Regions from separate parts of the Homo sapiens genome. Here all the other regions are linked to region 1. A link is an interaction called in ENCODE POLR2A ChIA-PET data of the cell type or tissue named here. Cell type or tissue: MCF 10A. All regions are shown on one strand. Each heading gives the region's core, and the rest is flanking DNA. Links, peaks and the distances in the headings are about the cores only.

The links. Peaks named below come from ENCODE experiments on the same cell type or tissue, not always from the same donor. Only the 100,000 strongest peaks of a DNase experiment are listed, where the experiment ranks them.
Region 2: POLR2A ChIA-PET joins it to region 1 with 33 read pairs; 8 of 35 experiments call an interaction of 5 or more read pairs at or near these places.
Region 3: POLR2A ChIA-PET joins it to region 1 with 47 read pairs; 3 of 35 experiments call an interaction of 5 or more read pairs at or near these places.

What each region holds. Positions count from the first base shown.
Region 1 is chr15:98,871,454-98,876,583 of GRCh38, reverse strand. All of the region lies in intron 2 of IGF1R (insulin like growth factor 1 receptor), which reads right to left. Among named protein-coding and RNA genes, the nearest start is that of MIR4714, 90 kb to the right of the region's middle. In MCF 10A, for the core only: no CTCF peak of the experiment used is centred there; DNase peaks (open chromatin) are centred at 1,593, 2,553 and 2,913.
Region 2 is chr15:98,654,973-98,660,102 of GRCh38, reverse strand. All of the region lies in intron 1 of IGF1R (insulin like growth factor 1 receptor), which reads right to left. Among named protein-coding and RNA genes, the nearest start is that of IRAIN, 6.8 kb to the right of the region's middle. RefSeq lists a silencer at 649-943. In MCF 10A, for the core only: a CTCF peak has its summit at 702 (motif pointing right); DNase peaks (open chromatin) are centred at 692 and 2,182.
Region 3 is chr15:98,681,209-98,686,338 of GRCh38, reverse strand. The region is part of intron 1 of IGF1R (insulin like growth factor 1 receptor); the gene reads right to left. Among named protein-coding and RNA genes, the nearest start is that of IRAIN, 33 kb to the right of the region's middle. In MCF 10A, for the core only: no CTCF peak of the experiment used is centred there; DNase peaks (open chromatin) are centred at 1,798 and 2,858.

The DNA.
Region 1 (5,130 bases), core at 722-4,721:
ATTCTGTTGGCTCATATTTTATTTTGCTAGTTTTTATTTTTGTGGGTGGTAGAGCTGGTGGTAGTGGGGCTGTGCACTTGATACAAGTATACCAGCCTTGCCAGAATGCATTAGAAGTGCTAAAACCCCATCTTGGCAGTACAAATCCAATCATATTGGCAACTCTCATTTCCTCAATTTCAACTAGGGAAAAAATCTGACCCCACACTTTATAAAACGTGGATGAAGGATTTCAAAGTTCAAGACTCTCTCTCTCTTTTTTTTTTTTTAACTCTTAATAGTTTTCTTTTTTTGTAGATGATAGGTAAAATTGGGTTCAAATGAAGAACACAGGCATCCCATGAGTAAAATCCTAGTTGAAGAGTGAATTTCACCTGTAAATGCCCAATGGAGATGGCCTTCCAGCAACCTTCTGCTTTTTCCAATTAATTAGGAAACATCTGGGAGTAAATTCTTATTTGATCCCCAAACCATTAAATATCTACTATTATTTCCTGGTTTTAGGTATTCGGTTCATTCCAGACTATCATGCAAATTGTAAAGTGAATTATTTTGCTGCTGGCCCACCCAACATCACTTACAGTTTTAGGAAAGCTGGAACATGAAGCCAATTATGACAAAGCCTACTGTTACTAAAAAGTAGCGTGGAAAATTCAAGGGCTTTCCCTTCAGACGTGATGCGTATGAGGCCTGTCATCCATCCTATGCCCCGGCAAACTATCTGACCACTCTGGGCCAAACTGAAGGAGGTCACGCTTAGAGAGTCCTAGCACCGTGCTCCCAGATCCAGTGGGCTTCTCCTCTCTTCCTGCTGGGGAAGCCTTCACCCCAACCCCACAGCCTCATCTTTTAATTGCCTCCCAAACATTAGCTGATTTTCAGGGATCAAAGGAATTTGCTTTGAAAGATGAAGGAACTTAACACTTAGAATAACTATAAAATCAAAACAAGCAGGGCAGCTCTACAGTGGAAAGCACACGTGATCTTTCATTCCATCCTTGGTCTGAACACTAAAGCCATTCTCAAAAAAAAAAAAAGTTCATACACATAACTGCCCATGCATCCACATGCTTTGCAGACACGAGAATGTGTGAAGTTTACTTGCTCAATGAAGGGATCAGTAGACAGCAACTTGTACAACACATGACTGTACTTCCCAAATTAACTTCTTAACCCTTTCCCTGAACACCGTAAAAACCCAAACTGGCCAAGTCACCTAAAAAAAAAAAAAAAAGAAAAGAAAAGAAAAGAAAGAAAGAAACTAAAAGGAATCTCAAGCATAAATCTCTTCTTCAAAAATCTTATCCAACATTCTGGACTTGAATAATCTGAAAACAAAGATCTGAAAATGTTTCATTTTTTTTTTTGGCCTTCTTCAAAGAAATAAGCTTTGTAGGAACTTTGAGATTCATGTCAAAACAACTGCTGTCTCCCGAAATCCCGGAGCATCCTCGTCCCGGAGCCGAGGACCTGGGCAGGCCAGAGGGCAGAAGCTGCAGGCTGCAAACTGGTGTGCAACATCCCTGAGGATGTGTTTGTGTTTTACTCACAGAGAACAAGTACTGGCAAGTGACAAAAAAAGAACATGTTTTGCAAACAATCAGTGTGACCTGAAACCCAGGGTAAAGGCTGAAGTCAGCATTTGTTCACTGCAGCACGAGCCAGGCTCTGCAATGCTTGTTAAATGGAGTGCTCTGGAGAAGAGAACGGCTTCTCAGTTTCCCCCAATCACCCAGAGGACCTGGGAAGGGAGGGGAAAAGGAGGGCCGACTCCCCACCCCCAAGCTAGGCTGTATCAGTTTGTTCTGCTTCACTGCAGAGCTGGAGCCAGGGAGCATCTTTGAAATTAGATGAATGCCCAATGGAAGGGGTCTTCGAATTCTGGAGCTGAAAGCAACTCAAGATCACGACATCCAGTCAAATGTCTTCACTTGGCAGATAAAGTGAAGACCAGAGAACCAAAGCTATGAAAGCCACACCACTCACAAGAGTTGGGTTAAACACCCAGGTCCCCAGCCTCTGAGCCCACGGCTCTTGTCACATCACGATGTCCCCAGCTCCCCTACTTCACCGAAAAGATCTCTCAATCTTTAAAGCATATGACCCCTTTTGACAAACAACCCGCAAATTTTCTTTAATACTGTTGGAAATGTTGAAATGGACTGCCCTCCTCCAATTTCCAATTCTGAAACTGCCTATTGAAAACGTTTTTCTCCCAACTGCACTTGCTTCCCACCCTGCCAAACAGACTTCTGCTAGTCTAAGTAAAGCCTCTGAAGTGCTTTTCCCCAACTGCACTCTCCTTACTCCTATCTAAATAAACAGCACCCGAACTTCTCCTTAAGTCCACTTTTTTCTTCTGCTTCACAGATGGGAAGACTTGCTCTTCCTAAATTACCATTCTCACCCCATGCAAGAGCTCTGCCGGGCCACCAAAGATACATTTTGGACCTGTTACTTCCATCCTCCTGCCCGCCCTGTCCACATCACATGCCCATAACTCCTCCCTCCCTCAACCCCCATCCTTTGAAATTTCTAAACCCCCGGCAGAGGAAGCGCCGCAGGGCTCTTAATAAGCTCAGTCATGCTCGAAATATCTGTTTCACCCACGAGGTGTGGTAGGCAGCAGTTCTGACCGGAGCATACATTTAGGGAAAAGATTATCTACTTCCAAGACTCAGTATTTGGAATTCCTAAAAATGCCACTTATTCATTTTCATTAACATACCTGTGAACTTGCAACAATTTTGAGGGTTGAAAGGATACCATCTGTAATAGCCAGCATCCACCTACACACATGGTAACTGCAGCAGGTTAAGAAATCGCCCTTTCTGTTGGTGTGACCACAGAAAGATATTGCATATTGCAACTCTCTTTGCCCTGGAACTTGCAAAACTTACAGGAAATCTTCCACCACCTACATAGAAAATCCACTGCCAGAAAAATGAAGTGTAAACACTTTATATTAAATTAGCCAGAGGCTTAAAGAAATCACATCCCAATCCGATATTTTCAAATTCTGGCTCACTTTCAAGTTTTATGGTGCACACAGGAGCAGAGGCACAGCGGACACATGACTGCCCTCTGCAGAATGTTTTGTTTTTTCGATGAAGAGAAATAATCTACAAATTAGTATACAACTCAAGCTACCTAGAGAAAGCAGCCAGCGATCTTGCTTCCTTTATGTGGGGTTTCTTGTCCATATCTTTACACTGGACTAGGATGGCCATCAAAAATACAAATCTATTTACCTAAAGAGAAATCTTGAAGCTGATCCTAAACTTATTGGAGATTTTTTTGAAAAAAAGTATCAGTGAAAATACAGAAAGAATAGGAAAAAGTGGAAAATGTTGATGTGCCTCAGGTTATTACGTATAACATGCATCAATAAGTCTTGTGAGATATCCCATGTAAAAAAATTTACCAGCTGCTAACATTGTCATTTACCCCAACCCCTCCCACTGGAGCAGCTTTACCTTCAGGGTGCACATCCCCTGAAGTGGCCCCTTGACATCCTTGGCTTGCCTTCAGGGAGGAGGACATGATGACGCGAGGTAGCATTCCTCTGTACACAGTGTCAAAAATATATTAAAAAGCAAACAAAACTACCAGTCCAGAAGCTATGCTGGCAAAATTTAAAGCAAAAAATTTAGAAACAGCCTACGCCCATTTATATGCCAGCCTGGCTGCATTTTTAAGGGCACAAGTCATGTCTGTCTGTCTGTTTTGTTTTTTTTTTTAATTGGTTTTAGGGAAAGTCAATGTTTAAAATTTTAAGATGCTTAAGTTCATCCTCTGCTTAGGAGGCAGAGCATGGGGATGGCAGGCTGTGCCCATGCAAGAACAGGGACTCTCGGGTTAGAATGAAGTAAGTTTCTATCCCAGCTTTGTCATTTATTGGCTGCTGTGTATCAGAGGGACTTGTTTTCCTCAGTATACACATAAGACAAATTTCACCTGTGCTACTGGTATAAGATGAAATGTGGCAAACCACGGAACTATACTGAGTATGTCTCCTGGCGGATCTTAGGTACTCTTTAAACATTAGCTACTATTATTATTTGATCCCTAGACTGAACTTCTAGTCCTGACTCTGCTAATTCTGCCTGCTCAGCTGAAGTGTACATGGGGTAGGAGAGATGTCCAGTCTCGCATTATGACCCGCTGGTCTCTCATCCTTGGAGGTGTCCAGTGGATTATAACGTGCTGGGAAGTGGGTAAATGGGGAGACCCCAAGCCATGTCTCTGATCAGTTCATATACTAGTAATCCACAGATTTAATTTCCAGGGGAGGGCTATGTGGCAAAGAAAGAAAAAAAATCATAAGACAAGATTCTAAAATATTTCAAATTTCACCTCTGCTCAAATGAAAATATTACAAATTCTAGTTTTTCAGCACTGTTCTTCAATCCATTCGCTCGAAAATAATCTTCATTTAGTGCAGGTTGGACATGGGTTTACCCAAGACATCATTTGAAGGCCCAGTATAGTTCAGATGCTATTGTGAAGGGTCTTCAGGATGCAGGTACCCACTGGGGTGGTGGAGGTAGGGTGGGGGCTGAGGCTGCCAAGAAAGCTTTCAACTTCCACTAGGAAGGAGTTCCTTTTAGACAGGGAAAAAAGTTTCCCATGCTTCCAATGACTTTACTTGGCTCTTCAACAAACAAACAAACTCCCAATACAATGTGCTCCTAAATAACTTTATTCAACTTTTACACAGTGATATGGTTTGGCTCTGTGTCCCCACCCAAATCTCATCTTGTAGCTCCTATAATTCCCACATGTTGTGGGAGGGACCCGCCGGGAGCTAACTGAATCATGGGGTGGGTTTTTCCCTTGCTGTTATTAGTTAATATGTCTCACAAGATCTGATGGTTTTTAAAATGGAAGTTTCCCTGCACAAGCTCTTCTTCTCTTGGCTGCTGCCATGTGAGATGTACCTTTCACTTTCCGCCATGATTTTGAGGCCTCTCCAGTCACATGAAACTGTGAGTCCAATAAACTTCTTTCTTTTGTAAATTGCCCAGTCTTGAGTATGTCTTTATCAGCAGTGTGAAAATGGACTAATACACCCAGATTAGATGAAAACTCTCTGGACGTAGCAAAGGGATCCAGAAGCTCCTTCCTCTG
Region 2 (5,130 bases), core at 626-4,625, 220 kb after region 1:
TCATGGGGAAACAGGTTTAAGGCTTTTGACACGTAAAACTGAATAACCAGCTATATATTTTGTGTAATCTCAGCAAGAAAGATTCTGAAAATATCAATAAAACATGAAACAAAATACATAAAATTAGCTAGCGAAATATAGACGGTGTGGGACCTAACACAACACTGGATGTATTTATTCTTATTCTCTGTGAGTATTTCTGGCTGGCGAGCATCTTAACCACATAGAATAGCCAAAGGGGAGAGAGAAGAGAATGAAAGTGTTACTACCTGTTTAAATAGAGCAATGGAAGGTAAATCTTGCTGTATTTTTCCAAATGAAATCAGTAGTGTTTTTTTAATCTCTAATCTCAAATATTTTGGAGCTTTAAATTTATTAAAGTCCTGTAAAATTATCTTAAAACTCTAACTGTAAAAGACACACTAGGTGTTAACAGCTCTGCCATGGAGTTGCAGTGCGCCTGTCTGCATCACTTAGGAAGACCCTAATTCTCTCAGGACAGCTCGCACTGACACAGTAGAGTAACCTTAATCCAAAACTGTAGCCCAGTGATTTCTACAGAAGTCTGTAGTATCCACATTTTCTTGCAATCAGTCCCCAGGAAGCAAGCCAGAGAGTGGGTTGGGATCGCTATCTTCCTCCTTGGGGCACTATTAATTCAGTCACCTAATATGCTGAATTTCCCTTCTGGCCACTAGATGGAGCCTATGCATAGGCGAGATGGGCAAAGTGCACACTGGACACCTCTCAGGTGTGAGCAGAAATTGACAAATGACAATATTAAGGGAGAAAGTGTAATAAACAGATCTCTGAAATGGAAGGCAAACTGCAGGGGGATGACCATCGTTTACTGAAAAAAAAAATCACAACTGTTTAATAAGCAACATGCCATCTTGTTAATAAACACCTTAGCAAAATAAAGTTTTATTATACATTTATTGAGCACCTATGTGCCAGGTTCTATAACATATTTAAATGGCAAGGACAATCAAACATCAAGTAAGCCTTATATTTCTATCCAAAGAACATCTCTGTTCGAGGATGTCACAACCCTAAGAACAGTAGCAGTTGAAGTCCAAGGGCTTAATACCAGGTGCCAGGTTCTATTCTAGGCACTTGACATGTGTACGAATTTGATTTCTATGAATGTTTAAAGTAGATTCTATTAAAATTATAATTTCACAGATGAGGAAACTGAGGCACAAGAAGATTAAATTATTTGCCTGAGAGCTTAGCTACTGAAGAGCTGAGATTCAAACCAGCCACTTTGGCTCCATGGTCCTAATAAAATTACAAGCAAGGAACAAGACAAATCACTGTCAACCAGCAAAACCGTGGGTTATGAACTCAAAAGGAGTAATGGGAAAGTAGATCTATACAAGTTAGGGAAATCCCAAAAACCTTCAAGAAGGAAGAGGAATTTGACTTGGAAATGTAAAGATGGCATCTCTGACCTATTCAAACCACAGAAAAGGCATATGGGGGAAAGGAATCACCTGACTTAGCGTGCTGCCTTTTGAAAGTTATGATCTTGTCCCTATTTTACAGATCCACCTGGAACTTGGAAATTATTTCAATTTAAAAAACCTATTCTATTTCCTCACAATTTTTCTGACTTTGGTTTTCTAAACCTGTTAGAAAAGGTTTTCATTCTGTTGTTTAGTGAGAAAAGGAGAAATGTCTCCCCCAAATATTTTTAAGTCTCCGCATTTCTATCAAGACTCAGAAAAGTTAATAACTTTAGGACCAAAGAACTAATTGGCAGCTAAGGAGAAACTAAAGCTATGGTGACCTTCCTGTGTTCTTAAGCGGCACTTTCTGCTATTCAGTATTGAGGATGGAAGGAGAAGTAGCAGAGTAGTGAAGAGGAAAAACATTCTCAGCTATGGAAACAGCAGAAGCAAAAACTTGAAGACAGGCATAACACAGCTTCCTTTCCATCAAGCTAATGCACAGATGCTGGGGAGTACCAGGAACTAACAGTGGATCCCTACAGCACAGGATTACTAAGGACCTGTTTCATTACTTGATTCTAAGGACCCTGGACTTGATCCTAGGACCACAAGAGGCACGTTCTGAGTATTTGGAGCTGGCAAGTCCATCAGACTAAGGGAATGGTACAGGAACTGGTTCAGAGGCCAACTCAGCATGTAGTCAGAGTCAATGCAGGTCTGCACTGGACCAGGCTGGATCCCGGAATAGGGGTCAATCTGAGCGATTTCAAGTGACTCAGTGAGATCGAAAGGCAACATTCAATTAATGAGTCTCCCCAGAAAAGGACAGGCTGCAGAACTGAAACTGAACAAATTCCATCCTGAGCCAATCTCTGTTGCTGAAAATTTTACTGAGGTGCATGTGAGAAAGAAAATCCCAATTGTATCACCTGACGAAGAAAGGCTACCATAACAAAAGTTCTGTACCTACGACTACACGATATCATGTTGTGACCTAACATATGCAGTGAACTCATTATCCACAGAAATCAGACAACAGAACTAAGGGAAGCCTCACAGCAGATCTCCCTCTGCTGCTACTGGTCTCTGTGTTCATTTGTTTTCGTGGCAATCTGTGCTTCTCTTTAAAGTCCTGAGTCTGTAAGCTTGTGTATTATCCCACTAAAATGAGACTCAGGGAAATTAGGTAAAGAGAATAAATACAGGACAACACAGATAAATGTGGACACAACTGAGAGGGATTTTACAATCTAGACAGAATTAATAGCTAATGACTTAGAAAACACTTTGTAAGCTGATGCAGTCAATTGGATCATGGGCTCCTACCTGGAATTTCTCTCCATGCTTCCTACTTTTTCCAGGAAGTTATCAAAGGTCACTAAGACGCTTTGAATTTGGGGAAAACTCCTACAAATAAATTCATCTCTCCCTAATTACCATTAGACTTCTGTTCTTTAAAGTTCTATTGACTAAACTTTGGCTGACTTAAATTGGTGATGTCTCATTTACGTAATCAAGCACATATTCCCAATAACCAACTTTACAGAGACTAACCACGACTATATTTTTTACAGCAGAGGACAAGCTGAAAGCAATCACAATGTATCAGGAAAAATTTCAAGTTATGCTCTATAAAATATTTATGCTCTAACAACTATCAAAATATATTTGTTCTCCCATGTCAAGAGTAATTTTTAAAGTGGTATTTATTTTTAAACTGACAAATAATTCCAAAGCCAGTTTGAGAAAGCTAGTGCCATGTTAAAAAGAAAATGGTTGAACAAAAGTATACAAAACAGCAACAACAATGTATTTCAAACTCGCAGAATTTGGACGATGGACGGATGGATGGAGATACACAATTCTGAACAAACGGCATTCGTATTATGTAACTCTTACTGAAGTAGAGACCTATGGTATTAAGGGGGCTAAGACTGAGGAGTGAGATAAAACAAAGTTTCAAACTCCTCCCCGCAAGAACTTTCTGGATTAGCAAGACTACTTTCTAAAGTCTTTAAAATATGCAAAAAAACAAAAAAAAAATGTTTTCCAGACTATTACCAGGTGAGCAATTTATTTTTATATATGTATTTTGTGTGTGTGATGGAGTCTCGCTCTGTCACCCAGGCTGGAGTGCAGTGGCATCATCTTGGCTCACTGCAACCTCTGCCTCCTGGGTTTCAGCAATTCTCCTGCCTCAGCCTCTCACGTAGCTGGGATTATAGGCACGGGCCACCACGCCCGGTTAATTCTGGTATTTTTAGTAGAAAGGGGGTGCACCATGTTGGCCAGGCTGGTCTTGAACTTCTGACCTCAAGTGATCTGCCCACCTTGGCCTCCCAAAGTGCTGGGGTTACAGGCAGGAGCCGCTGTGCCCAGCCAGGTGAGCAGTAAGGTAGGCCCAGCTATCGCTGCAGTGTGTGATGGCCCCATCCACAGGTGTGCACATCTTCCCCATGTGACTAGCCAGCCGCCCCACTACTCCAAAGAATGTGAATGCTTCAAGACCACCAACCACCAAGTGAGCTCCATGGACACAAGGCCCAACAACTTATATTGCAATCGTAGGTGTTCATCCCTCACCATAAAAGAAACTACTTTCTGTTGTGGTCCAGTGAAAACAGAAGAGCAATCTATGAGTTTACAAATTCTTGTAGGCTGGGGGCGGTGGCTCGCACCTGTGATCCCAGCCCTCCGGGAGGCCGAGGTGAGTGGATCGCTTGAGTCCAACCTGAGCAACATAGCAAAACCTCGTCTGTACTAAAAATACAAAAAATTAGCCAGGCATGGTGGTGTGTGCCTGTAGTCCCACCTACTTGGGAGGATCACTGGAGCCTGGGAGGTCAAGGCAGAATCAAGCCGTGATCACACCACTGCATTCCAGCCTAGGTGACCAGAGACCCTGTCTCAAAAAAAAAAAAGAAAAAAAAATCTGTAGTCCAGGGCAGGAAAAAGAAAAATTTTAAGCTTGCTTACTAGTTTGTTTCGTTTTATTTTTTTTTTTAATAAACATGGCAGTAACATCTATAGTTTGACGGGTATCTTTAAAAACTTATGGTAAGACATTTTACAGTATCAAATAATTTCTAAACCTAAAGAACTGCATCCAGTAAGTACTCAACATGTATTTACTGTGGAAGAAAAGAGGGAGGGAAAACGACTATTTCTCAGTTCAAGTAAGGAAATATCAGTTTTTCCTTAAGATTTGAAAATAAAACATAAGTAAAGCCGGCATCAGTGGAAAAAAAGGGAGAGAAATCTTCAAAAATGGTATCTGGGACTTTCAAACGAGTAAAATTGACCATTTAAAAACTTAGTCTTCAAAAGTCCAAAAGTCTCAAAATCAAAGGTATTGTTAATACTTTGAGTCAAATAAAACCAAAGCAATTTAACAAAAGAAAACATCATGCCGAGGAAGTATGCTTCTCTTGAGATAACAATCTAACTTGTTTTAAAGATCCTTTGTTTACTAACCATTTTATATTCCAAATATATGTTCCTTCCTCAGAACAAATCAATTCTTTTCCAGACCCTCGGGGATGGGGGTGCAGGCATGAGGGGATGTGTACATATATCAAAGTTTTAATCTTTTCAAATAGTGGAACTCAGTTATGCTTCCCAAATGTCAACAGGTCTCAATGTCCACAAACACTGGGGCTGCTACCCTCCCCCATCC
Region 3 (5,130 bases), core at 626-4,625, 190 kb after region 1:
AACTCAAGTGTCCATCGACAGACAAATGGATAAGCATATATACCACATGGTAATGGACATTATATAAATGTGTTATCACACATACATATATTATTAAATATTATTGGGCCTTAAAAAGGAAGGAGATTCTGGACACATGCTACAGCCTGAATGAACCTTGAGGACATTATGCTCATAAAATGGGCCAGTCACAAAAGGACAAATAGTGTACGAGTCCACTTACATGAGGTATCCAGACAGTCAAATTTACAGACAGAAAGTGGAATGGCGGTTGCCAAAGACTTGGGGAAAAAGGCAATGGGGAGTTGTTTGATGGACATGGAGTTTCAGTTTGGGAAGATGAACAAGTTCTGGAGATGGACAGTGGTGATGGTTGCACAACAATATGAATGTACTTAATGCCACTGAACTCGTACATTTAAAAAAATTCTTTTAAGTAGCCTCAATAGCTGCTGTCTGACACCACCCTTTAAAGTTCAAAATGGTTTCAGACACTGACAGCTGCCACACCACCCAAGGAGGCTGCGGCTCCAAGGCTGGGCAATCAGGCTACCTGCGGTGGAGTGGTGAGCCGCTGATGCCTGGGACCTGCCGCTAGACCTGAATACTGGAAGCACGCTGGTGTTCTTGCACACTCCTGTTCCATCTTCAACAATTATCTGGAGGAAGCACCACCAGGGGCCCAGCCCACAGAGGCATCTTTGGAGGGACCCTGGACAGACAATGAGCAGATATACACATGGTCTGAGCCAGTCGTGGAAAGAGCCACTGGGAAGATACCGAAGGGACACAGAGGAAGAGGTGCCCAGCTGGCTAACAGAGAGTAGAGTGGGCTGGAGGAGACTGATGGAAACCCACTGGGAAGCGGGTGCCCTAGATTATTATTAACCTCCCCAGACTAAGTAAGCAGAAGTTGGAGTCTGTCCTCTAGTAAGTTACAGCCCCAGTAAGAACCCACACAAAGCATGTAAGCATCCAGGCATCTAAAGAACTCAACATCTACCATCCAGCGTGTCCACCCACTTTCCAGGAAGTATGGTGACAGGACTGCAAAGGCAAGCACAGCATCATTCTTCTTCAAAGCCAACAGTTCCAGCCGGGCATGGTGGCTCATGCCTGTAATCCCAGAACTTTGGGAGGCTGGAGGGAGAGGACTGCTTGAGTCCAGGAGTTTGAGTGCAGCCTGGGCAACATAGTGAGACTCCCATCTCTACAAAAAATGTTAAAAATTAGCCAGGCGTGATGGCACACATCTGTGACCCCAGCTACTCAGGAGGCTGAGGCAGGAGGATCCCTTGAGCCTGGGACGTTGAGGCTGCAGTAAGCCATGACCATGCCACTGCATTCCAACTGGGGTTACAGAGCGAGACACTATCTCAAAAATTTAAAAAAAAAAAAAAAAAAAAAAGGAAAAGGAAGAAGAAATATATACATGGAGGGAGCCTACAGTGTGGGGTCAGACTCCTCACAAAGTTTCAAACATTCTGAAGCTCAGGGAGACGAAATAATTTGCCCCAAATCACACTCACTAAATATTAGCGCTGGATAGAATGCAAGCCCAGACTTCCTGAAGCCAAATCCCACATGCGCTCTCTCAGCACACAGTCTCCCGATGACTGCCTTTCTCCTTCTACTCTCTCATCCACAGCAACCCAGTGGCCAAATTTTGCTCCATTTAAAAAGGAAGGAAAGAAAGGTCCCTGTCCTCATCTGGATAAGCTTTAGTTATGTTTGTATAACATTCAGAAAAGGCCATAAAAGATCTTCACTGAGGGCTGTGCTAAGTATTAAGTGTTACTCAATAAACCACAGCATAGAGGTTGCCAACTGACGTTTAGCTATAACCTGGAAAGAGTACTGGCTGAATACATTTTTTTTTCCAATTTCAATTTCTAGGTATCATTTATATTCATCCGCCCACACCCCCCACCTCCCCCATTAGCAAGCATAAAACAAACAAAAAAAACCCCACAGAGCTACAGTTGTAAGACACAACCAGAGTAGGTGGCATATTATGATAAACAAAGATGACAATAAAACATTTTTCCAGCTGTGATAAACATATTTAAGATCTATCAGAGGCTGCCAGAGCTAAAACTGAAAACTATGAAAATTGCAAGTTGTTCATAACACAGAATTTATGTCTTAGAAGCTTTTATTTTTTAGGCAGAAGTTGTCTCACTAGGAGATCATTTCCTTACCTTTTTAAAATCTGAACTTTTAAAGCTGTGACATGTTGAGGCTGTCACACGTCCAAAGTGATTTAACAACTGGCTGAGGGAGGGACTGAGGCTGAGCACGGGCACATGGTACAGCTCAGAGGCCCAGCTGGAGAAGACAATACTGCTCAGGGCAGCCCTACTAAGCCTCCAGGAGGATCCCAAAGATCTACGCCCGCCAGGTGATTAGGACACTCACATTTCATTACGTCTCAAATACTGTGAACAAGCAATTCAATTAACAGCTGTCTCAGTGTCTTAGAGATCAGAAAAAATTAAGAAGAATGGTGAATTATGTCCCGATTTCCAAATATCCACGCCTTTGTGCCCTTTCTTGGCTTCTGAAACCATCTGTCTTCCTTTCCCAACTTAAAAAAGAAAAAACAAAAACTTTAAACAATAAACCTTGCCATCCAACTGTGACTGATGAGATGTAGTTGTGAAATGGGCTTGTCAGATGCACTTATATAAGAGGATACCGACTTGATTGCAATTCATAACATCTCTAACATCTGAAAAACTTCAACAATGATTTTCTCAATAAACAAAACTGTTGTGTATTACACTAAGCTGAGCTAAGATTACCTCATCCCTTAAAAACCAACGGCTGTAAACAAGTTGTAACACAACTGGGCAATGCCCACACAAGCAAAAGTCCCTTTGCAAAGCCCAGCAGACTTCCAGCAACTTCCTGGCCTTCCGAGCAGAAACAGCCCCAATGATGGGACTAAAGGAGGAGACCTCACAGAACTGGAGAACATCAGATCGTGAAAGACTCAGAACAGAACACTTTACTTTTAGAATCCTAAAATAAACACAGCCAGACCACTTGAGGAATCACGGAGGTGTATCCGTGAAAAGGCGCTGTATCTGCTTTTTAAGTCACACACCCAAACTCGTCAGATCTCTCTTAAAACCCTTGAGATCAACCCTATTCCACCCCTTTTGATGAACACCTACCTATGCCATGCACTTTGTCAGATCCTATGGAAACAAAGAACATGTTGCCTGCCCTTAAAGAATCCCTATAACCACAGAAAGAGAAAGGGAGAGAAACCAGTAATCTCAGCACTGTGTGATCAGAATATCTAGCAGTGCACACGAGATACACTGTGACATGGGGAGGTCACTGATATGAGGGGTTCATCAACTCTAGGGAGGGAAGTGGTGCCCCGGAGCCTGCTCCAACTTAAATGCATAGCAAGAAAAGTATAACCACTGATCACATTTGAGACCCAAATAAGACAGTAGGTATGAATTTAAAAAGCAACCCAGGCCAGGTGTGGTGGCTCATGCCTGTAATCCTAGCACTTTGGGAGGCAGAGGCGGGTGGATCACCTAATCAGGAGTTCCAGACCAGCCTGGCCAACATGGTGAAACCCCATCTCTACTAAAAATATAAAAATTAGCCAGGCATGGTGGCACGTGCCTGTAATCCCAGCTACCTGGAAGGCTGAGGCAGGAGAATTGCTGGAACTCGGAAGGCAGAGGCTGCAGTGAGCCGAGATCAGGCCACTGCACTCCAGCCTGGATGACAGAGTAAGATTCTGTCTCCAAAAAAAAAGGCAACCCAGAGAAAGATACTAGTTTCTCTGTGCCTAAGGAAAATGTAAAAACGTAGACAAGCTCTTCAATTAAACCTCCACTATTTCTAAATCGCCTACAGTATTTAAAGAGAAAGACTCCTTTTATAATTACACCTGACACTTCTCCCCATGAAAACATCTCGGAGCACAGATATGCTTCTTCAATGTGAAGGTCGGTCTCCACGGGCCCTAAAAGGAACACTAGCTCACCTTACAGGAACACCCTCAGCAAACATGAGAGGGACAGTCATCTTTCTCCTGGTACCTTCCCAGCTCCTCCTGGAAAACAACTCAGATAACCATAGGAGACCAAAGAGTCCTAATATGATTTAGGAGACGGAAGTTACTCAAAATCATTTCCAACAAGTTCACCACTGAACACTTCCTGTGACCAAATAATGGTGGCAGGTCCTGCCCTGAAGGTTCCAACGGTTCTGCTCCATCCACCCTGCTGTTCACTCATCAGTCCTGCCCCTAGAAGACCCTATGCCTGAGGACCTAAGGGTGGTGAATTCCTTCCTAATCGCTCTCCACCCTACACAGAAAATCACTAAGCTCAAAAGAAAAAGTGTAAGGGCCCCATCCACATTCCAAATTGATTTCACATGACCCAACAGAAATCATAGCATTTCTCCCCTCCACCCACCCATCCTGAAGAGTGACCATCTCCTTGGTCACACATAGCAAACAAAAATTCAGATGACACCAGGGACAGACCCTAAATTCAAGTATTAGCCTGATGCAGGTCTAAAGCAGAGATATTAACAGATTTTTTGACTCAAACCAACTGAACCAGACTCACCTTTACTAACTAATACACAGGGTAAAATTCCACTGAGTTTTTATGAAAGCCATGTCACAACTCCCCCAAGAATAGCCTTGAGGGTGGAGCATGAGCCCCCGACAGGGATGGCAACCAACCACCCCAGGCAGGAGGGTCTGCTGCCTCCATCCCTGCAGCCAGGAAGCATCAGATGCCATCCAAGCTGTCTTCTATGGCTCACATATCCAGCAAATTACAGCACTCCCCAAACTTAGAGGTTTATCCTTGAACTACTCCTTGGAATGAACCCAAATAGGTAAGCATTTTCTCCTCCATAAGGCTACCCATTACCTGCACCCATTGCACGAGACTGCAATCAATGAAAACCTCCTGATAACTATCAGAATAGCTGGTGGTGAATGCAAAGACACAAGCAGAGAAGCAAGAACTGAACAACGAGGTGTATGTCATGCGCCAGGTAGACATGCGAAACAAGGTGCAGGCAGAAAGTAGTGCAGCCGCCCTCAAGATGTCACAATCGATCAGCAAAGCAGACTTGTAA